Linked DNA regions of Homo sapiens: region 1 is linked to region 2. Evidence: chromatin loops called from intact Hi-C (ENCODE). Cell type or tissue: K562. All regions are shown on one strand. Links, peaks and the distances in the headings refer to the core of each region. The heading gives the core; the rest is flanking DNA.

The links. Hi-C counts contacts between places; a loop is a spot of excess contacts. Peaks named below come from ENCODE experiments on the same cell type or tissue, not always from the same donor. Only the 100,000 strongest peaks of a DNase experiment are listed, where the experiment ranks them.
Region 1: a loop joins it to region 2, with 4 times the contacts of the local background. A loop is called at or near these places in 4 of 110 quality-filtered maps.

The regions. Positions count from the first base shown.
Region 1 is chr9:76,535,189-76,547,445 of GRCh38, reverse strand. No RefSeq gene overlaps it. Among named protein-coding and RNA genes, the nearest start is that of GCNT1, 82 kb to the right of the region's middle. In K562, for the core only: a CTCF peak has its summit at 4,822; a DNase peak (open chromatin) is centred at 4,935.
Region 2 is chr9:76,653,804-76,666,060 of GRCh38, reverse strand. It overlaps PRUNE2 (prune homolog 2 with BCH domain), which reads left to right. Exons shown (of 19, transcript NM_015225.3): 10 at 10,559-10,638. LOC105376095 (a long non-coding RNA gene) reads right to left here. Exons shown (of 12, transcript XR_007061586.1): 11 at 9,296-12,257; 12 at 1,522-2,426. Among named protein-coding and RNA genes, the nearest start is that of PCA3, 100 kb to the left of the region's middle. In K562, for the core only: a CTCF peak has its summit at 7,292 (motif pointing right); a DNase peak (open chromatin) is centred at 7,310.

The DNA of each region.
Region 1 (12,257 bases), core at 2,461-7,460, 120 kb after region 2:
ATAGATGGCAAATAAGCACATGAAAGGATGCTAAACTCAGTTTGCATCAGGGAAATGCAAATTAAAACCACAGTAATATACCATTACACATCTATTAGAATGGCTGACTTTTAAAAATGATAATATTAAGTGCTGTTGAAGATGCAGAACAATTGTCACTTGTATACAATGCTAGCTCTGTTATAGTGGGTAGCTAGTCAGACATGAGCTGGGCAGGAGAGGGCTCCCCCAACCCCACCAGGAATGTTAGGCAATCATCAGGTGATGGTCAGGTGACTGTTACATTGTTTCTCTAAAATAATAATTGATGCCAGCTAGCGCCAGGGAAAGGTAGTCTCCCAGTAGACAGAAAAAAACTTGCGTGATCAGCAGCTTCCCGATAAGATCTCAGGAGTTGGGCGAGTGGGCTCAAACATGAGCACTAAGCGGCAAAATGGTGGTTTAACTGGTATAAGACCTTCTAGAAGCATTCAACGGGTAAGGGAAGACTACCTCAAGTAAGCATGCATACAACTCCAGTAAATACACTGCACATGTTGTAGCAGGCCACCGTGCATGCAGACAGCCCACCCCAAGAAAGAATCATGCCAACATATAAAACCCCAAGTCAGGCTGGGTGCGGTGGCTCACGCCTGTAATCCCTGCACTTTGGGAGGCCAAGGCAGGCGGATCTCCTCAGGTCAGGAGTTCGAGACCAGCCTGACCAACATGGTAAAACCCTATGTCTACTAAAAAAAATACAAAAATAAGCCGGGCATGGTGGCGGGTGCCTGTAACCCCAGCTGCTCGGGAGACTGAGGCAGGAGAATCACTTGAACCCAGGAGGTGGAGGTTGCAGTGAGCCGAGATGGCACCACTGCACTCCAGCCTAAGCAGCAGAGTGAGACTCCGTCTCAAAAAAAAACAAAAAAAAACCCAAGTCAAAGGTCAAACAGTGCCCTTGATCTCTCAAGTTGCCGGGTTGGCCCTCTTTCAGGTGTACTTTACTTCCTTTAATTTCTCTTGTAAAGCTTTTTAACAAACTTTCACTCCTGCCCTAAAACTTGTCTTGGTCTTCTCTCATTCCTTATGCCTTTTGGGTTGAATTCTTTCTTCTGAGGGGGCAAGAATTGAGGTTGCTGCCGATCCCTAAGGATTTGCTGCCAGTAACAGTAGGAATGCAAAATGGTGCAACCACTTTTTGCAGTTTCTGATAAAGCTAAACATACTCTTACCATATGACTTGGTACCATGTCATATGGTAAGAGTATGTACCATACTTCTACGTATTTACCCAAAAACTCCCCATAAATTTATGTTGACACAAACCCATAAATTTATGTTCACTGCCGAGCACGGTGGCTCACGCCTGTAATCACAGCACTTTGGGAGGCCAAGGTGGGCGGATTATCTGAGGTCAGGAGTTCGAGACCAGCCTGACAAACATGGAGAAACCCTATCTTTACTAAAAATACAAAATTAGTTAGGCATGGTGGCTCATACCTGTAATCCCAGCTACTCAGGAGGCTGAGGCAGGAGAATCACTTGAACCGGGAGGCAGAGGTTGCAGTGAGCCAAGATCATGCCATTGCACTCCACCCCGGGCAACATAAGCAAAACTCCATCACACACAAAAAAATACTATAAGCAAATACTTATAGCAGTTTTATTCATAACTGCCCCAAACTGGAAATGATCCAACTATCATTGAACTAGGAAATAGAAAAAGAAATTAATCTATCCATGTGTGAGACCAAATATATGCCACCAAAATATGACTGTAGGAGACTAGAATATGCAACCCCAAAATATGTCTTTTTGGCATGTTAAAAGAAAAACCTTAGACAAATTAAATTTAACAGAGTTTAATTGATCAAGCAACAATTCACAAATTGGGCAGCCCCCAAGCTAGAATAGTGCAGAGAGACTCGGAGCTGCCTTGTGGTCAAAGAAGATTTATGGACAGAAAAAGGAAAATGATGCACAGAAAATGGTAGTGAGGTACAGAAACAGCTGGATTAGTTACAGCTTAGCCTTTGCTTTATTTGAACAGTTGGCCACCTTTGATTGGCCAAAACTTTGTGATTGGCACGAGAGTAGGTTACAGTCTATTTACACATCCAGTTATGTTAAAGTTCACTCTGTACAGAGAAACCTTTAGGCCAAACATAAAATGTCAGGAGGCAGCTTTAGGCTAAACTTGATTTAACAGGCATGAGGATGATTTTAATGATTATTTTGAGAGACTGCAGTCACAAGAGAAGCTCTAAAGCAGAAGTTAGCTTTTTGTAAGGGAAATTTACATCTATAAAGGAAATTTTCATTTGCAAGGGTGTCTTACTCTATTCTCTGCAACAGGAAGAGAAGGATGACTAAAAATCACTGGAGGCTCTAATCAATGGAGAAGGCACTTAGACTTACATCTGCAAAACACCTTGCTCTTGTTTACACTTTTCCTGATCACCTCCCCACAACTGGCCTTCCTTCCACACTCTTCTGTCTTTCCTTTAGGGGATGATGGTATGTCAGCCTGAACCCAAAGCCATCTCTTTGAGATTTACCCATTTTTCCCTTGGTAGATGGGGAAACCATGTATATATACAAGGTATGCATGTGGATAAACTTCTATTTCTTTTTTCTCTTGTTAATCTACTTTTTGTTACAGGGGTAGCTTTCAACTAAGAACAATGAAGGGTGGGGAGAAAACTAGGTTTCCTCACTGATATGGTTTGCCTGTGTCCCCACCCAAATCCCATCTTGAATTGTAGCTCCCATAATTCCCACGTGTTGTTGGAGGGACCCAGTGGGAGATAACTGAATCATGGGGGTGGTTTCCCTGTTGTGAATAAGATCTGATGGTTTTATAAGGGGAAACTCCTTTCGCTTGGTTCTCATTCTCTCTTGTCTGCTGCCATGTAAGACTTGCCTTTTGCCTTCTGCCATGACGGTGAGGCCTCCCCAGCCACTTGGAACTGAGTCCATTAATCTTTTTCTTTATAAATTACCCAGTCTTGGGTATGTCTTTATCAGCAGCTTGAAAACAGACTAATACCCTTCCCATTTACATATGATGGAATATTGCACACCAATAAAAAGAAAAAACTATTAATAAACATAAGCAAAAATGTTGTTTAAATTCAAATGCATTGTGCTGAATGAAATAAGCCAGACCCCAAAGGTTATATGCTGTAAGAATTCATTGTGGAAAAGGCAAAGCTATGGGGTCAAAAAAGTAGTCAGTAGTTGCCAGGGTAAGGGCTGGAGGGACGGTTAACTACAAAAGGACAGCCCCAAAATTTTTGAGGATAATAAAACTGCTTTTTATCTTGAACAGTGGAGATTACTACATATTTGTCAAAACTCAAAGGCCTCTACAATATAAAGTGAACTTTACTAAATGTAAATTTAAAAGTAAATTTTTTTAAATTTAAAATGAAACACAAAGGAAGAGACAGTGCCTTTTTCTGCTTGATGATGTGCTGGATGCAATGTCTAGAATAAGGGCAGCCATTTTGTCACTGTGAGGCAGCCAGATTGAGAACAAAGCTAATACAGGCAGGTGGCCAGGCAGAAAAGATGAAAGAACCCAGGTATTCAAAGATGTTACTGAGCCACTTGTTATCCAATCCTGAGCCCACTCATCTTTGAACTTATTATGTGAAATAATGATCATTTTCTTTCTGTTTAGGTCATCTTGAATTGGGCTGTTATTTGCAGTCCAAAGTATCCTGTTCCAGAAGTTCTCAATGACTTTGTTTCAAAAATTGCTTTATCCCCATCATTAAAAAAATAGGGTTTAGGGGTCTGTTGAAGGTTTTGAATAATTTACAACTTGTGTTTAGATCCAGCTTATACAGTACCATTTCTTTCTTTCTTCTTCTTCTTCTTTTTGTTTTTTCTTTTGAGGCAGGATCTTGCTACGTTGCCCAGGCTGGACTAAAATTCCTGGGCTCAAGTGATCCTTCCACCTCAGCCTCCTGTGTAGCTTCCTCCACAAACTGGAAGAAGGTGGCCAAACGTGACCCACAAATTAATCTATTTTCTTTCTTTTTTCTTTTGAGATGGAGTCTTGCTCTGTTCCCCAGGCTGGAGTGCAATGGCACAATCTTGGCTCACTGCAACCTCTGCCTCCCGGTTTCAAGCAGTTCTCCTGCTTCAGCCTCCCAAGTAGCTGGGATTACAGGTGCGCACCACCATGCCCAGTTAAATTTTTTGTATTTTTAGTAGAGACGGGATTTCACCATGCTGGCCAGGCTGGTCTCGAACTCCTGACCTCGTGATCTGCCCGCTTTGGCCTCCCAAGCAGTTCTCCTGCCTCAGCTTCCCAAGTAGCTGGGATTACAGGTGCGCACCACCATGCCCAGCTAAATTTTTTGTATTTTTAGTAGAGACGGGATTTCACCATGCTGGCCAGGCTGGTCTTGAACTCCTGACCTCGTGATCCACCTGCTTCGGCTTCCTAAAGTGCTGGGATTACAGGCGTGAGCCACCGCGCCTGCCCAGTTAATTGATTTTCTTCACGAGTACTTTATGTGTCTTCTCATCTTTTTTCACAAGAGTCAAAGTGCATTAATTATAATTAAAAAGAATAATGGCATACATGACCTTAAATTTGAATAATTTTGAAATCAAAGAGAATTAATTTCAAATATTTATTTGGCATATACTCAATGTCAGACCCTATGAAGCAGCATCATTTGTTTGGGGTAGTACTGGAGGTTCATTGTCTCATACCAAGGAAATCAAGGACATGGACACATGTGGAGCGAGATTAAGAGCAGAGGTTTAATAGGCAAAAGAAAAAGAAAGGAGAATAGCTCTCTCCTGTGAGAAAGAAGAGCCCCCACGTGGAACTTCCAGCCTAAAGCAGAATGCACTGGATTTTATAGACAGGCGTGAGGAGGCGGAGTCTGATTTACATAGGGCCCAAAGATTGGTTAGAGCAGGTTCTTCCTTTACAAAGCACGCTGGGAAGCTGGACACCCAACCCTAGTCTTATTATGCAAATGAGCTTTCCACTTGGCCAGGCCATGTTGTCTGCTCCCTACTGCACACATGGTTGGAAAGGAAGAGGGAAGTTGGAACTGCCATTTTGAACATGCCTAGTCCCAGGTGGACTTTTCCTATTGGCACAACTGCCAGCATTCACCCGTGCAAGCTTCTAGCCTGCCTTTCTGTGTCTGCAGCTCGATTTTATAGGCTGCTCTTTGTTAGAAAAGAAAATGATTTGGGGGCTGCTTTTCATTAAAAGGAAAACCTTACGGAGGGCTTCCTTACTCTCACTCTCTGCCTAAATAATTTCTTCCTAACTCCTATATAACCTATGAGATGTAGTAATAAATCTAGCAGTGCCCCAGTTCTTACTGAGCATACAGTCAAGTAGGATAGATAGACATTGACCAGGTAATTCCAAATGTGACAAGCATTATAAACAAAAGAAGGACAGGATGTGTTGGATACATATATCAGGTGTATGAAAACCAGCTCAGATGTGCCAAGAATTCCCCTGAAAGTGACATTTAGGCCAAGATCCAAGGCAGAAGCCAGCAAGACAGGGGATAGGGGAGTGAGGCAAAAAGATGAAAGGCTATTTTGGTGCGAGTGATGCATGATGTGAGGGACCAGTCTGAAGCAAAGACAATTTAAGGCAGCCACCTTGATGCAGCTCTTTTCATTTAGGGAATATTTTTAAACTGCAGTTTTGACAAAAATGTGTTGATTTTAAAATTATTCTTTTTGCGCCGGGTGCAATAGCTCATGCCTGTAATCCCAGCACTTTGGGAGGCTGAGGCAGGTGGATAACCTGAGGTCAGGAGTTCAAGACCAGCCTGGCCAACCTCGTCTCTACCCAAAATACAAAAATTAGCTAGGCGTGGTGGTGCATGCCTGTAGTCCCAGCTACTCGAGAGGCTGAGGCAGAAGAATTGCTTGAATTGGGGAGACAGAGGTTGCAGTGAGCCAAGATTGTACCACTGCACTCCAGCCTGGGCAACAGAGCAAGACTCCATTTCAAAAAAATTCTCAATAAAATCAATCAATCAATCAATAAGTAAATGTATTCTTTTTATTACCAGTGATGCCTGCAATAGAGCTTCTTTACTCTTAACCCTGTGGTTCTCAACTAAAGGTACTTTTGCTTCTCAGGACACACTTGGCAAAGTCTGGAGATACTTTTGGTTGTCACAGCTGAAAGGGGGTTCTACTAGTATCTAATGGGTGTGGGACAGGGATGCTGCTCAGCATCCTACAATGCAGTAAAGCATTAGCAAATATATTTGCTATACTCCGGGAAGTGGAGGGGTCTTTTGAAGGTTTTGAATAATTTACAACTTGTGTTTAGATCCAGCTTATACAGTATTATATTTTAATACTGTATAAGCTGATTGCTATATTTTAGCAATCATTTTTAGCTAAAATTTCTTCTCTCCTCTTTATCCCTGCAACAGTTCCCTGCAATACTGAGTATAAATCTGATATATATTATAATTAGAAAGCCTGCAATAAGAAGTATGCATTTAAAAGCTGTATTAATGGAAAGCAAACTGCTATTATTGAGACAAATATATAGTTTTTACTGTGCAGTCCATGAAGCCAAATTCTTAAGTCCAAATTCTTAGAGTCATCACTGGACTTGACAGTTCTTTCTGGACAAGCCAGTCTAGCGATCTGTAGTCTTCTATTTGTGATCTATTGGTCTAATTCCCACCCATCCTTCACTACAGCCAGAAAAGCCACTTCATGTGGGACCTCTTCCCCAGAGAATGGGGTCAGTGATTAAAAAAATCTTGGGGAGAGAGGAAGCCTGTCTTACTGACTATATAATGACTAATGATTGCTTTATTTTTTAGCCTGTGTCAGGTGGTCCCAAATCATAATAACCTAATCAGCATCATGTGGTGCCAAACAGTAAGTAACTGATCAAAGTGGGACACAGGAGCCACCCTGAAGGAGCTCTCACTGGCCAAATCTGGAATAACTGAGCACAAAAATAGTAAGAGTAACAGAACCCATGTGTTCATTACAATATCTTGAAAATTTTAAATGGAATGGAACAGGGCAAAAAGAAACTTCTTCTTTGCATAAAAATACCAGCTAATAAATGGAGAATAAATGATTGAATTAGAAAATCACCAGTTTGCAACAGTTGATTCAGCCAAGAATTATCAATGAATATTAATATTCATTGATGCTTTGAGATGGGGGTTAGGACAGGATTTCTCAAAAATCTTTTTTTTTTTTTTTTTTTGAGACAGAGTTTTGCGCTTGTTGCCCAGGCTGGAGTATAATGGCTCCATCTCGGCTCACAGCAACCTCCGCCTCCCGGGTTCAAGCGATTCTCCTGCCTCAGCCTCCCAAGTAGCTGGGATTACAGGCATGGGCCACCATGCCTGGCTAATTTTGTATTTTTAGTAGAGACGAGGTTTCTCCATGTTGGTTAGGCTGGTCTTGAACTCCCAACCTCAGGTGATCCGCCTGCCTCAGCCTCCCAAAATGCTGGAATTACAGGCGTGAGCCACCACGCCCAGCCTTCTCAAAAATCTTAAAATCTTTGAGTGAGGCTGGGTGCGGTGGCCCATGCTGGGAATCCCAGCCCTTTTGAGGCTGGGGCAGGATGATCTCTTGAGGTCAGGAGTTTGAAACAAGTCTGGGCAACATAGCTAGACTCCTGTCTCTACAAAAAATGAAAATGATTAGCCAGGCATGGTGAGTGTGTGCCTGTAGTCCTAGCTAACTTGGGAGGCACAGGCAAGAGAATCTCTTGAGCCTAGGAGTTCAAGGATGCAGTCAGCTATGATGGTACCACAGCACTCCAGCCTGGGTGAGAGAGCAAGATCCTGTCTCAGAAAAAAAAAAAAATGCATATATATACGTATATATACGTATATATGTGTATATATTTGAGTGAAAAGATTTTGATTTTGGGAAATCAGATATTCAAAATATCACACAAAATATCTTTGCAATGAAGAAATATGACAAACCTCACCAACTTTGACCTCAGCAATGATGGAACAAACACATCGTGGACTTCCTGATGTAATAAACTAAGGACACAAAATGGCCATCATAGCTGCTGTATAATAAAGAATTTGTCTGGTGTTTATCCATGATTTTTGCTATGGAGCTTTTATAACCCTTGGTTATACATTTATTAAATGTATCACCTCTGAGTTTATGCAAAAGAAGTAACTCAGTGTGGGTCCCCAGATGGCTTCAGGATGGGGACTAGTTATCTGTAAGACCAACCACATGATTAGAGGATTGGGACTTTCAGCCAGCACATCCTCTGGGAAGGGGGAGGGGGCTGGAGACTGAGTTCATTCTGGTGGACAATTGAAGGCAGTCTTCTTGGGAACTATGTCCTTTGCTTGTGGGATCTACGCTAACTCCAGGTGGTTAGTACCAGAATTGAATTGCTGTACACCATTGAATGTCAAGATAATAGCCTTTTTACCAATAATACTTAACTTGGATCCAAACACAAAACAATCAGACAAAAACAAATAAGGAATATTCTGCAAAATAACCCGCCTAGGCTCTTCAGAAGTGGCAATGTCAAGAAAGACACACACACACACATGCACAAACACACATACACATACATGTGAACACACACACACAAATACAAAGACTGGGGAAATGTTCTAGATTCAAGGATACTAAGGAAACATAACAACTAAGTGAGATGTGATCTTTAGATCCTGAACTGTAAAAACAAACAAAAACAAGAGCTTGAGGGCTTTGAAGAAGAATGTCCTTGTTTTTAGGAGATACATGAGAAGGATTTAACAGTAACTTGTCATCATGATGCCTGCAACTTAATCTCAAACGCTTCAGCAAAAACAAACTAGGACACAGTGAGAGAGGGAGAGATGGAGAGAGAGGGAGACAGAGAAATGGAGGAGAATGCTAACAAATGGCAATCTAGGTGAATGGTTGGTCACTGTCTGTTCTTTCAAAATTTTTAAAAATAAAAAGTTGGCCAGGCGCAGTGACTCACACCTGTAATCCCAGCACTTTGGGAGGCCAAGGCGGGTGAATCATTTGTGGTCAGGAGTTCAAGACCAGTCTGGCCAACATGGTGAAACCCTGTTTCTACTAAGAATACAAAAATTAGCCAGGGTGGGCGCCTGTAATCCCAGCTACTCGGGAGGCTGAGGCAGGAGAATCGCTTGAGCCTGGGAGGCAGAGGTTGCTGTGAGCCAAGATAGTGCCAATGCACTGCAGTCTGGGTGACAGGGTGAGACCCTGTTGCAAAAAGAAAAAACAACAACAACAAAAAAAATAAAATAAAAAGTTGGGGGAAAATTACTTCATTGAGTGGCCTACCTCAACATGTCCCCTGCATCAAAAGGCTACCTTGAGCACAATGTTGGGAATGTACTTAACACCGCTGAAATGTTCACTTAGAAATGGCTGAAATGGTAATTTTTATGTTATTATTATTTGAGACAGGCTGTCACTCTGTTGCCCAGAATGGAGTGCAGTAGCCCAGTCACAGCTCACTGCAGCCTCGACCTCCTAGGCTCAAGCAATCCTCCCACTTCAGCCTCCCGGGTAGTTGGGATTACAGATGCATGCCACTATAGCCAGCTAATTTTTTCAATTTTTTTGCAGAAACAAGGGGTCACTATATGGCCCAGGCTGGTCTCATGGGCTCAAGAGATCCTCCTGCCTCAGCCTCCTAAAGTGCTGGGTTTACAGGCATGAGTCTCCATGCTCTACCAAATTTTATGTTTATTTGATCACAGTTTTTTTTAAGGCTGTGTCAAAATGTCTGCATTCAATCTTATTCTCTCCCCACAGGAGGAGCAGTGATGTGAGGCCCAAACAGTGAAGTCCTGTTGGACAGGCACAGAGAAGGTCAAAAGCCGAGGCCTGAAAGGGACACGAGCCAGATCAGGCACAGCTGTGAAGCCACAAAGGTTTACTGCAGCCGACTGGCTGGATCAGGACCCTGCTTTTCTAGATAATTCCAGCCGGCCGCAGTGCAAGCTGCTTTGGCATGGCGTCCATCTCCTCAATGGCCTAGTGTGTGGACCTTCCTCTCCACTCTGGTGGGCACCTGGCCAGGAAAAGTTTTCTGGTGCCAGTTCTAACACAGGGGACCCAGGTGTCTGGGACATTTTTATTTTGTCTCGGTTTTGAATGGAAAAGCGAGTGAAAGAACAATGTGGGCACAAGTCCAGATAGATCATGCTGCCAGCCTGGCAGCTCCTGGAGGAGCCTCCTGAGGCTCCAAGTCCAGACTTCTGCAGGAAACAGGCCTGGCAGGGGCTTCTGTTAGCCCAGCCCCATCGTCAACTTGAAAGTAGGAGGTGGCCAGAAATACCGTCACCAAAGGTTGCTCTTTTTGCCTTTCCTTGCCTACTGGGGTTCTTCGTAATTGTCCAAGTTGCACATTTTCTTTTCAGCGTACACCACATCAATAATAGACCCATTTCAGGAAAAGTAGAAGAATTTTTACACATTTGTTTTTAGTCCCATATTTATCAATCTAAAGCTTGTGTTCCCTTTTCTGTCCTCTCCTTTTCTCTCCTCTCTTCTCTCTCTCTCCCCCACTTCTCCTCTCACCCCCTGCCTCTCTCTTTCTCTTCTTTCTATTGCAGTCAAATATACATAATTTACCATTTTAACTATTTTTAAGTATAAAATTCAGTGGTAATAAGTACTCCTTTCTTTTTAATTTAAACAATTTTTTTTTTTTCCTGAGATAGAGTTGTGCTCTGTCGCCCAGGCTGGAGTGCAGTGCCGCAATCTCGGCTCACTGCAACCTCCACTTCCCGGGTTCAAGCAATTCTCCTGCCTCAGCCTCCCGAGTAGCTGGGACTATAGGCGCCTGCCACCATGCCTGGCTAATTTTTGTATTTTTAGTAGAGACGGGGTTTCATCATGTTGGCCAGACTGGTCTCAAACTCCTGACCTCCTGATCCACCCGCTTCAGCCTCCCAAAGTGCTGGGATTACAGATGTGAGCCACCGCACCCTGCCTAATTTGCACTAGTTTTTAAAATTATTATTACAAAAAGAATTTCATGAACATGATAAAAAAATGTAAACACTAAGGAAGGAGCCAAATGAAAAAAAGAAAAGATTCTCAACGCTACCCTATCCTCCAACAAAATACATTCCTTGTGAAACCTACATGGAACATTTTAATGGATGATCCGTTGGTAACACAAATGTATTCACAAATCTATTCACTCTCTCCTTAAGGGTTAGGGGACTCAGTCCTCAGTGCAGTGGTTACTTTTCCGACCTGGAGGTGCAGGCCGGGTTTCCTTACACACCCATGCAACTCATGCACATGTGTGCCTGTGAGCACACACACACACACACACACATGCGTGTTTTTTAAATAACTGATTACATGTATATATACATACATATATTCATATAATAAGGGTGACATTCATACTGCTCCATACCTTGATTTTTTTTCACTTATAGTACATCTACCCTATAACCATCCAAACCTATAGACATATTACCCTCATCCTCTCCTTTAAGGTTTTAGTTCAACACTGTTTCCTGCCTGCGAATACTTCAACATTTCTCTCCTCCCAGGTGATTCTATGAAGCCATCAAGATCTACCTCATATTCTGTATTCTCCAAGCATTTAGTGCTTCTATATTGCCAATTTACTAGATAACGATACAGGAACCATCATAGCTCAGTGGAAAGGAAGGTGAACTCTTGAGTCAATCATTCAGGGATCTTATTCTCAGCTCTACCTCTAACTAGCTGAGCAAGGGGCTTATGGAGGTCCCCTTGGACATTTTTCTAAATTCCTCTAGACCTATTTTCTCACATAAAACTTTTTTTAATAAAAATGAATAATTATCTTGAATAACGATGTTGTTTTTATACACGTTATACATGTGTGTTAAGTATTTGTGTTAGGGTTCTCCAGAGAAACAGAACAGGATGTGTGTGTGTGTCTCTATACACTGTGTATACTGTGTGCGTGTGTGTGTGTGTGTGTGTGTGTGTGTGTGTGTGGAGGGGGGGTGCATACACAGTCAGCCCTCTGTGGGTTCCACATCCAACTGCAGATTGAAAATATTTGGGGGGAAAAAAGAGAGGATAATTGCATCTTTAACTAACATATATAGAATTCTTTTCTGGTCATTATTCCCTAAACAATATAGTATAACAACTATTTACATAGCATTTACATTGTCTTAGGTGTCAATCGAGAAAAATGACAAGACAAGTCTCAATCATTTTAGGAGGTTTATTTGCCAAAGTTAAGGACGTGCATCCATGACACAGCC
Region 2 (12,257 bases), core at 4,951-9,950:
CTGTATGGCCTGGTTTTTCCTAGGTTATGATTATAGAGTGAAGATTCTTATAATATTGGAATAAAGAGTAATTGCTACGAACTAATGATTAATGATATTCATATATAATCATGTCTATGATCTAGATCTAGTATAATTCTTGTTGTTTTATATATTTTATTATACTGAAACAGCTCGTGCCCTCAGTCTTTTGCCTTGGCACCTAGGTGGCTTGCCGCCCACAGATCTCGAACTCCTGACCTCAGGTGATCTGCCCACCTCAGCCTCCCAAAGTGCAGGGATTACAGGTGTGAGCCACCACGCCTGGCCTGGAAGATAATTTTTATGGTCAAGTTTCACTATGTGGTGAGACATTCTGAGGAGCACTTTACCCAAAGGGCAGGGCACCTTCACGTGTCTAAATCTGTGTTGTTCAATAGTGACTCATTCATCTCCACCATGTGCTGAGCCCTGTGCTAAGCACTGGGTGTGCTTGTCCCCCAGGAGATTCATGTGTGTGTGGAGAGGGTGGCAGTGGGGAGGAGTGGGGGCAGACACATTTCAAACAGGAAATCATAGGAACATGGCAGCATCCACGTGAGGTAAGCACAGGGTGCTATGGGACATGACCCGACTCTGTGGGGAGGAGGTGAGGTCCCAGGTCCCCACTCTGTGGGATGGAGGTGAGGTCCCAGGACCTTACTCTGTGGGGTGGAGGTGAGGTCCCAGATCCCGATTCTGTGGGATGGAGGCGAGGTTCCAGGATGGAGATGTCCACACTGAGTAGTACAGGACAGCAAGATTGGCAAGGCTAAGTGGGGAGTGGGGAATGAGAAAGGAGGCTTGAGTCTGGGCTTAGGGGCCAGGTCAAGAGGGCCTTGTGAGCCCTTCTCTGAAGCCAAATTCTTTCCCTGAAGTGGTGAATTGAAAGGATTTAAACACAAGAAGGTGGTGTCAAGGTTAAGATGAAGAAGGATATTAGTTATAATTTGGAGGAGGTAGGGATGACGATCGTAAACAGAAAGGTGGTGATGTTTCTGCATGAAAAAAATGAACTTGAACTAAGGCTTTTGTAGTGAGAATGGAGTGGAGAGGATGACATAAATTTATAGGATTGGATGGCCAACTGGATGAGGAAGAAATGGTGGGAAAGAAAAGAAAGTAAGAGTGAATGCCAGTTTGGGAGCTTGAGTGCCCAGGTGATATGTAGAGACATTCACTAGGATGAGGAATGTATTAGTTAGCTATTGCTGTATAATAAATAATCTCGGCCAGGTGCAATGGCTCATGCCTGTAATCCCAGCACTTTGGGAGGCCGAAGTGGGAGGATCACTTGAGCCTGGGAGTTGGAGACCAGCCTGACCAACATGGTGAAACCCCATCTCTCCTAAAAATTAGCTCGGCATGGTGGTGCACGTCTGTAATCCCAGCTACTCGGGAGGCTGAGGCAGGAGAATCACTTGAACGCAGGAGATGGAGACTGGAGTGAGCCGAGATCGCTCCATTGCGCTCCAGCCTGGGCAATACAGCAAGACCCTGTCTCAAAAAATAAATGAATAAAATAAATAATATCAAAGTTTAGCAGCTTAAAACAACAAACATTGATTATTTCCCAGTGTTTGTAATAGGAATTCAAGAGTGTATTAGCTAGATGGTTCTGGCTTAAGGTATCTTGTTAAGTTGCCATCAAGACATTAGCCAGGCTGCAGGATCTGCCTCCAAGATGGCTCGTTCACATGGCTGTTGGCAGAAGGCTTCAGTTCCTTCCTGGATTTTCACAGGAAGCCTCAGTTCCTTGCCACATGGACTCTCCACAGGGCTGCTTGACTGTCCTTACAACAGGGTAGCTGGTTTCTCCCAGACTGAGAGACCCAAGAGAGAACAAAGCACACAGTGCTTTTTAGGACCTAGCCTTAGAAGTCACCTACCATCCATTCCACCTTATTCTGTTCTTTAGAAGCAAATCATCAGTCCACACTTAAGGGACGGGAAATTAGGCTCCACCTTTTGAAAAGAGTGTCAAAGAATTCATGGACACTTTTCAAAGTCGTCACAGAGAAGGTAGGATGTAGCGGATCTGCGTAGAGGAAGATGTGGGATTAGGTTTTGAACATGTTCAGTTTGAGATCCCTTTGAGCCATCCTGGTTGTGAACTGTAAACTCACTTCCTAAATAAGTATATGCCCCTCTCCAATGTGAGATTATGCCATCTAATTTAATCTTCTCCACAACAAACAAATCTATTCATAGATCTTAAGGTTATAGGAAAAATATTAAAAGAAGCTAGCAAATAGCCTGCAGGCAAGAGGTAGAATTCTCCATGCATCCATCATTCACAGCCAAGGAGTTAATTATTCTCTGAAAAGCAAAGAGGTTGAAATGATAAAAATGTAGGCTTTCCTTCTATTCCTGCTCAGCGTTCCTCAAATTTTCATGTTTAAGCCTCACTGTAAAAAGAAAAAAAAATTGACATGCAAAACCATGTACACTCTATTCAGGGAACAATTCAAGAAAATGTTTGAGGATCATTGAGCTACAAGTGATTTTTTTGCTCCCTGCAGAATTTTAGAATCTGACCCTGGGTAAGGAGGCTGCGTCGTGTCCCCCACCTCTGAGAACCTGAGAATGTTTAGCTGTGGTTTCTGCAGTTTTGCACATTCCCTAAAGAAGGTGTCTGGGCGAGTGCTCGGCGCTTATCTTCCTACTGTGTGCAGTCAGTTTCCAGCTCTCACCTCCCTCCTTCATCTCTCTTCAGCTGGCTGGCTTCTAAGATGCTTCTCCCTGCCTGGCCACAGTGCTTACCTGTTCTAGGATGAGAGAGGCCCAGCTGGGTTAGCGAACTGTTGCTAAAGAGCGTTATTTCATGGGCTTGACCCCAGCTTCCTATTGTAGCATTTCCTGTCTTGGGATTAGCTTGATTAGGCAAAGTGTGAAGCTCAGTGCTGCTTCAGTCTCACCTCCTACTTTGAGTAATTTGATAAGTACTCTGTGGTTCACAGGGTGCCATGTACTGCTGGCTTAAATGGAGCAGCCTACTTTATCAGACAAGAACCCTCAAATGGCAGTCCTCCAGCCCATAGGCTAATTGATATTCTTAACGAGGGAAGGCAAGCACCTCATGAAAGGTTTTGTTTGTGTTTTCTTTTTTCTTTTTATCTCTGTTTCTAGAGACAGCAACCTTATCAGTCCAGCAGATCTTAATAGACTAGAAAGAAGCCAGGAGAGTATTAAGGAACTCTTAACACAAGAGATATTTCTCTTTATGTAATCATTTTCCCAAAATATATCAGCATAACCGTCAGTATTTTTCTAAAGAACAATGGACCCCATGTCATGACCTGCTACTTTACTTTTTATGGAGGTATATATTTCAGTGGCCAATCTTGTAAAAGTGGTTATTCCTGAAAAGGGGTGCCACCTGCTGCTGGATATCCGTGTCTGTCAGGAAACATTACCATCTAGAAATGCTACTGGTATGTGTGTGCCAGCTCTTGGCTCACTGCTCATTTCCTGTTAAAAAGAACCTAATCTCAGGCAAAGCTAATCCTACAACAACAGTCAAATCCCTCCAGATTCAGATACGTTGAAAAAATACAAAATGCAGAATGGGCTTAATTTTGTACCTGTTCTAAAGGCAAGAAGGTGCATTTATGTCCAAAAGTTCTGCATTTGTTGTCCTTCATTCTCTGTCACATACTGCAATTAGCCTTCCATATGAAGAAATGTAAGTATCAGAAACACACAATCTACGAATATACGTGGGCTTCATTCTCAAATTGGAGACTTCCATTTCTATCACCGTTCTTTCTCCATTTGGTGGTATTCAGGATCATTAGAGAAGGTGCAAAGATTTAGCATAAATAGCATCAAGTCACCTAAGAGCATGTTTCTTTTTATAACTTCCTGGGCTGAGTTGAATGCTTAGCTAATTCAGTTCATCTTATTTCCTAAAATCTGAACTTAAGGCTATTTATTTTCCTCTAGGAACTTCTTTAGCTGCTTTCACAAGTTTGGATGTGCAGGGCTTTATTGTTTGGTTACTTACACGTGTGTTTTTTAGTCTCCAAACTGTGATTGGAGACTTTTTGTGATTGATAACTAGAGGTATGGCCCCGAAGTCAGAGAATATAGTACATGTGATGTTGACTTTTGGTATTTTATGAGACATCACGTATGGTAAGTTTTGGTGAGTTCAAAAAAAAAAAACTGTGTTTTTATTGACTGCAGATCTCTCCATTAGATCAAGCTATATTACTGCATTGTTCAGATCTGCCATATTCTTATATATTTCTTTTCAAATTAATTTATAAATTCTTGAGAGGTATACTCAGATTTTACCCCATGAAATTTATTTTGCCTTATAATGTATTTTCAATTTTTGTTTTACATATTTTGAGGCTATGTTGTTAAGAACACATTGGCTCTCAATTATTACATCTTCTGAAGAATTATTCCTTGTATCACTAAATAATAACTTTCTTTAGCCTTAATAATGCCTTTTCTGAAGTCTGTTTTGCTGGGCATTAATACTGTAATGCTGGCCAGGTGCAGTGGCTCATGCCTGTAATCCCAGCACTTTGGGAGGCTGAGGCAGGCAGATCACCTGAGGTCAGGAGTTTGAGACCAGGCTGGCCAACATGGTGAAACCCCATCTCTATTAAAAATACAAAACTTAGCTGGGCATGGTGGCAGGTGCCTGTAATCCTAGCTACTTGGGAGGCTGAGGCAGGAGAATCGCTTAAACCCAGGAGGTGGAGACTTCAGTGAGCCAAGATTGCACCACTGTACTCCAGCCTGGACGACTGTACCAAAAAATACTAACAATAATGATAAATAATAATAATATTGTAATGCTTTCTTGTGTTTAGTATTTCTCTGTTTTTTAAAAATACCACTTTCTTGTCAACACTTCTGCATTATTATGTTTTAGATGTTTCTTTTTTAAGCAGAATGGCTACTGAGGTCTTGGTGACATTACCTGCTATGACAACCCCAAATCTCAGTGGTTTAACACAACAAAGGTTTAGATATTATTCTTTAATCATTATGGCCTCTTTCATGCTATTCTTTTATTTTATTACTTTTATTGCTAATTTTTCTATTTATTGCATCTCCTGGAAATGCCTCAAAGTATTTTTCCCAAGTGTAGTTTATAGGGTTTTTTTATATGAGCTCATCTTTCAGAGAGTTTTTTCTTGCACCTAATTGGATTTCCAGTGAAACTTGCTTGTAGAAGTAAGCACTACCAAGTGGTTTCACATCTGATTCTTTCTTTCTTTCTTTTTTTTTTTTTTTTTTTTGATTCAGAGTCTTGCTCTGTTGCCCAGGCTGGAGTTCAGTGATGTAATCTCGGCTCTCTGCAACTTCCGCCTCCCGGGTTCAGGTGATTCTTCTGCCTCAGCCTCCCAAGTAGCTGGGATTACAGGTGTGCACCACCACACCCGGCTAATTTTTGTATTTTTAGTAGAGATGGGGTTTCACCATCTTGGCCAGGCTGGTCTTGAACTCCTGACCTCATGATCCACCTGCCTCGGCCTCCCAAAGTGTTGGGATTACAGGCGTGAGCCACCGTGCCTGGCCCACATCTGATTCTTTTGGAACCCTAGGGTCCTAGGTGTTCAGTGATCCTAGATGAATTTTCATCTTAATTTCTTGATTCATTTCTACATCATTCAGGTAATATAAATTGAGACATGAGCGGCCCACAGCTAGTGTCTCCAGCTCCTACTGGTTGCTTTTTATTTTCTACCCAAAACCTCCAAGGCCAGAGGAGAGAGTTTTTTTCCATCCCCTTTTTGTTAAGGGGAAAGTTCCTGAAGGTCCAGAGCCCTATATAGAAGTTCAGGTCTAGGCCTTTCTTCCATCACCAGGAGGTCCCTTATGCTGTGAGACCCTAAGTCCTGTGTCCAGTGCAAGAACCCTGTGTGCTAGGTTTTTATCAGCCTTCTATAATAACTCTTTATTTCTGGCACCTGTGGACTTAATCTTATTTTTTTAAGCTTGGAAATGTATTAGTAACTTTTGGAGTATGCTATTTCATATAGCATTTCTTGTATTTTTAATGATACATGGCTTTACACCTTGTCAGACTTAGCCAACACTTCCTAACATCTCTCTTTTAGCAAAGAGGAAAAACCTCTGAGTGAGATTCCAGGGGTTTCTAACTTAAATTTAATAGTATTATTTTATTTTTATTATATTTAATTTTTTCTATATATGTTATTTATTTTATGTAACTTAAATCACTCACCATTTATTTTACGTGAGTGATTTAAGTTTACATATAATGGTTGAGTATCCCTAGTCTGAAATCTAAAATGCTCCAAAATTCATGTTCTTCAGTGCTGACACAACACTCAGAGGAAATGCTCATTGGAGCATTTCAGATTTCAGATCGTCAGAGTAGGGATTCTCAACTTGTAGTATATAATGCAAATATTCCAAAATCCAAAAAAGTCGGAAGGTTTAAATACTTCTGGTCCCAAGCATTTTGGATAAGGGATACTCAACCTGTACACTAGTGATACAAACATTCCTCTCAAAATAACCTTAATAAAATAAGTCAATCTAAAGAAAATGTTAAGTAAATTGGCAAGTGATTAAAGGCTATGACAAAAACCCTAAAGGTGATATATTAATACTCAGTCTTATAGAATATTTAAAAGCATTCAGTGTCTTTTCAAGCTTTTTGTTCCTATATGCTTTGATGCTTTAGCAATCCAGACGTAAAGATATTTACTGTCAATATGAATCTGGGCTAAGAATGTGGAAAATTGGTTACCCAAATCAGGAAATAAATTTTTGAGCATAGCATAAGTCAAATATTCCCTTTGAAACAATAAAGGCCAGCTATATAGTAAGAATGGGCTAGATCGTAATGTGGTAACAAATAACTACAATATCTCAGGGCAAAACACAACAAAAGTTCATTTCTTGTTTACATTTCCAGCAAGCTTTCATCGAGGCCTCTGCTCATCAGAGGCACTCGGGACACAGCCTGGCCGAGCCCCTCCACAGCCACCTATGTGGGAAGAGGATGTGGCTCCTCACACGCTTGCTCCTAAGCCTTCTGCTCAGAAGCGACATCTCTCCCTTCCACTCTTTCTTCATTAGCCAAAGCAAGTCATGTGGCTACCCTAACTTCAAAGGGGACAGGAAAGTGCAATACTACCATGCACTCAAAAGGCAGAGAGCCAGAAATACTTGGTGAAGATCAATATGTCATAATACATTGATCTTCTAACACACATGGTGTTAATGTCACAGTACCATCCAGCAAAGAAACCATGAAGCAGTTTTAATACATCCTCTAGATGGAGACATGTAGCTGTTTCAGCCATAGTACAGCCTGACTTGTGTTTACAACTCCCTCAACCTCTTGGTTAGCTCCATTCTGTATAAAGAAACTCAAAATTAAGTAGAGGCTACAGATAGATAAAGTAAAATACAGACCTTTACACTGGACTGGTTTGTTACCTAACAGATCTTGAGAGGCTTCAGTTACTGATCACAAAACTGCTGTCCTGCTTAGTCAACAACTGCTGTTTGGCCACTTCATTTCTGCAAATGTTTATGGGCTTAATGTATGAATGTGGTTGAAGTATTTACAAAGAGCGTGACTTGGGTTTCTCTTAGATTTGCTTCTAGGCTATTCTGGCTCAGCTTTCCCTCTGTCCCAGGGGTTTTCTAACATGTCCCTATAGCCTTCTTTTTGGGGGGGAGTGGGACGGAGTTTTGCTCTTTTTGCCCAGGCTGGAGTGCAATGGCACCATCTCAGCTCACCACAACCTCTGCCTCCCAGGTTTAAGCAATTCTCCTGCCTCAGCCTCCCGAGTAGCTGGGATTACAGGCATGCGCCACCACACCCAGCTAATTTTGTATTTTTAGTAGAGATGGGGTTTCTCCATCTTGGTCAGGGTGTTCTTGAACTCCCAATATCAGGTGACCCACCCGCCTCAGCCTCCCAAAGTGCTGGGATTATAGGCGTGAGCCACTGCGCCCGGCCTAGCCTTCTTTAATATCCATGGGTTTGTGTGAATCTCTCTCCTTGGGTCATCCGCTGATCACAGCCTTCAGCATTTTTCTTCCCCCGGTGCATGCTAACACAGGGGGAAGAAATCTGTGCCTTCTTCATAGGGTCTCTGCTTTGTGTTGAAAAGGAGCACTTAGAGGCAAAGGCTCTATTTTCTAACATCAATGAGTTGAGGAGCATTTCTAGGCTCTGTGGAGATTTGTGCAGTAATAAGATTATCTTTTACCTGGACTAATGCCCAAATTATAGTGACCTTAATTATGATTTGTCCAACCATGACACATACTTTAATTAAACCACTGCTCCTGTACTATGTTTTAAGTGGAGGGTATGTAATACCTTAAACTCAGACAGTGCTTTATGACTTACAGAGTACTTTTATTTGGATTGTATTTATTCTCCACAGTCACTGTGATGTTGGGTATTATCCCCTTTTAAAATCACAGAAATGGCCAACTAATCTTCTCAGAGTTAATCAGCTTGTTGATACTGGCAGCAGAACTATAACTCAGAACTAAAACCTCATATCCAGGCAGGACTCCTGCAATTATTCCATGATGTTGCCCATAATTCACAATTGTTTAAAAAAATCTATTAAACTTAAGCTGATCCTATCTATTTTAAAACCATCATATTTATTTTGATGCCAAGGCCCACATCCTGTGTGCTCTGTCAGGCAGATAGAAATCTGATATCTTTATTTTTGTTCAAGGTTGACTCTTAGGCAGATAACTAGAAAAATAATGTACATGTGCCTTTAGAATATTTCAGGCTCAATAATTCAATCCAACATAGTAAGTGGTAGAACTAAGATTTAAACCCAGTGGCTCTTAATAGCAGCATTTTGCTACTTGACAGGTACGAGAAGTTTGATGTCAAGGAGAACACACAAAATGACAAAGATCATTGTAAGGAATTCCAAAAACTGCAGGATCATGGGATACCCAGACATCTGTCCCTCTAGGTCCTAGGACTTTCAAAACTGGGGCCTGGTGCAGATCTTCTCTTTGCATACCTCCCCAATCTTTGTTGCTGAATAACGTGGTTTGATTCCACCTATCATAGTGTATCTCTGTTTGGCACAGGTTGTCTTGTTCCTGCTGATACATTATTGTCTGTCTTACATGCCAACCTCTTGCATGCCCCTTTGCTACCAGGGCACAGGTCTAGTTTTAGAGAACACACAGGGTCAAAGCCACAGGAAGAATGTGGACAAAGAAACTCCCTGATGCTGAGCTTTTGAAGGGGTCTCAGGAGTTGGTAGGTAAGTACACAGGCACTTACCTCTATCCAGGGGAGCAGCACTGAGTTTTTGAAGGTAGGGGTCATTGTATTAGCTCCATCATCCCAACTCCACCACGAGAATGAGACGGGTCTGTTTTGTTCCTCTATATCCTCGGCACATAGTAGACACTTAATAGATATTTGTTGAATAAATGAAGCAAATGCAGTAATCGCTAAGGGTGCAGATTATTTTCTTTCATCATAGTGCTTTATTGACAGTAGGGGATTTGACTTGCATCCTGGAGAAGCAGATTAAACTCCAAAGGTTTGGTAGATCCAGCGTTACATAGTGCAAAGTACAGTAAGAGAGGCAGAAGGGGACTAAATTAAGAACTTTAACATAAAGGTTTATCATGTTTAAAATTAGGTTAGTGCCCACATCATAAGGACTCACCCTAGGTGAATGAAATTACGTGAAACTCACAGAGAAGAAATATATATTATGGTAAATGGGGTCTTACTGAACAAAGGTCCAGGGATGAAAATAAATCAAGAGAAATTTATCGTGAACAGTGGTCAGCTTCTTAGAAGAACATATAGATTCGTCACAATTGCCTTTGGTATTTCCTGTTTCCCTACACTTCTTACCAAATGTGCTAATACAGATGGTTGTGGGCTCAGCACTGATTAGAAACAAGAGGTGGGAAGTCATGACCAGAGCCATCTTCACCAACATATATTCACAGTGACTCTTTAAATATTCAAAAAAGGAAGAAAAATAACATCAGTCTATGCCTGCTCAGGAGTGTTAGGCACTTTACTTTTGTAGCTTAATCTTTAAACAACGTGGTGAAGTAGGTGTATATCCCTAGTTTACAAATGAAAACTGAGATCAACAGAATATGCTCTCCCTCTGTCCATGGGAATTTAATTAAAATACTCAAATTTACAGAGTAAGAGATGTGTACAAAGCACATATATTGACCCTGTTGTTAAAAATATATATATATTAAATGTCCCCGAAGTATATTTTATTAGTTGTTTGCATTTCCTATTTCTGAGTTTCCCACTTGGTGTGTGTTTATTAAGTGAGCTAGCAGAAGTGACTTGATGTAAGCAAGTGAAATTGGTGTCCATTTTTCTCATTTACCATAACTGCAGAAAGTCTTTAATTTGGGACCACTTACAGTGGATTCAGTCCCCATACATGGTTTATTTTAAGTGAGTTGAAAATGTTATCCTGGACTCTGTGGGTTTCCTTTTCAAAAGAAATGAAGTCTTACACAGTTGTTGTTGACGCGCTTTGCTTTGCTTTTTTTGCAGACTACTGTCAGAGGATGTAGGAATGGACATCCCCTTTGAAGAGGGCGTGCTGAGTCCCAGTGCTGCAGACATGAGGCCTGGTGAGAGCAGCATTTGTTCATTTCCTTCGTTGGTATTCTGTATCCCAACGTTTTCATTATTCAGTGAAAGAATTATTTCCTGTGCATCTAACTTATGATTTCAGTGATAACAGTGAGAGGAAAAAAGAAATGTGTGATATGAAGGTGTTAGGCTGCATTTGGTTAATTTAAGAGTTGGCTTGAATACTGATGCTCGCTAGTGTGGGCTGCATTTTATCTCCTAGACCACAGCCTTATCTGCCAATGTTTTCAGTTCCTGTGATAATTGGCTACTGTATATTGTACCAAATTCTGACTAATGTCTAAGTTCTCCGCATTTACACATAATTGTAAGAATGTTTAAAATTGGAAATGTGATATCAAGAATGCTCAGTATCCTAACTATCAAAACCAAAACCAAGACAACAACAATAAAAAACAACTACCCTACATTTTAGGGGTTTACAACCCAAGGCATACACAAAAAGGAATTTAATTTTTCAATTGCAACTTATATGACTCTCACTGTATTCCAGGGTCACTCTCTTGCATTACACCAACTCCAGGATCATACCAAGATCCTGAATCATGTATTCTCAGCCAAGCCTACAGTGTGGTAGGAAGAAGGAAGGCAATTACATTTCTTTTCTGTCGTAGTATTTGAAATGCATTCTTCAAAATACTAGTCATGTAACAGAATTATTTCTAAATGTTCTATGGCCAAATATGCTTGGTAACCACAGTATGTTTATTTGAATCTTCCAAGTTCACAATGTACTTTTGAATGATAAAGGCACTAAGGCTATGGTTATCTGATATGGTAAGCAGCTAGTCACATGTGGCTATTTAAATTAATTAAAATTAAAAACAATTTTTTAAAATGCTCTTCTTCAGTTGCACTAGCCTCATTTCAAGTGCTCAATAGCCAAATATAGAACCTTTTCATCATCACAAAGAATTCTTTGGGACATCACTGCTCTGCAAATTCCTGAAATATAGAAACTCAGTGTTGAAACTTACTTGTCAATAGAAACCTTTTTCAAGTAATACATAAAACCATTACCTAGAACAGAGTTTGGGTGATGTTCCATTCAGAAAAGAAAAAGCTTAATGACTGACAGGGGAACAGTGCCAATTTCTCCAGGACAAGGCCAGAGCCAGAATTCCAGAGTTGAAGGGTATGCCAAATGGTCTTCAAAATATTTCGTGCTTAGGAATCCTGTCATTTCTGGTTTTAGGTGAAGGCAACAAACTGTTTTCTCCTACTCTGCTCTCACACTGAACACTTCTGTGACCAGATGTGTAGGGTTTTGTTTTGTTTTGTTTGCCACACACCAAGCAATTTTCTAATGAACACCAACTGGGTGTCCTATAATTCAATTCTGACACTATCCACCTTAGGAAATGACAAGGGTTTTAAGACCTCTGTGCCTGGAACCAGGGCCAAAGACCAAATACATTTCTTATTATACTACAGTAGGGTATGTCTCTACCTTTGTTTTGTTAGTTTAAGCTTGGTTAAAAAATGACTTCTCCAGCTCTGCTTCTATTAAATGAAAGGCAGCTGAGCGGGAAGATGCATACTACAATGAGAGGAGGGAGCCTACACATAAGATTGTCACTTATGTTATGGGAACCAA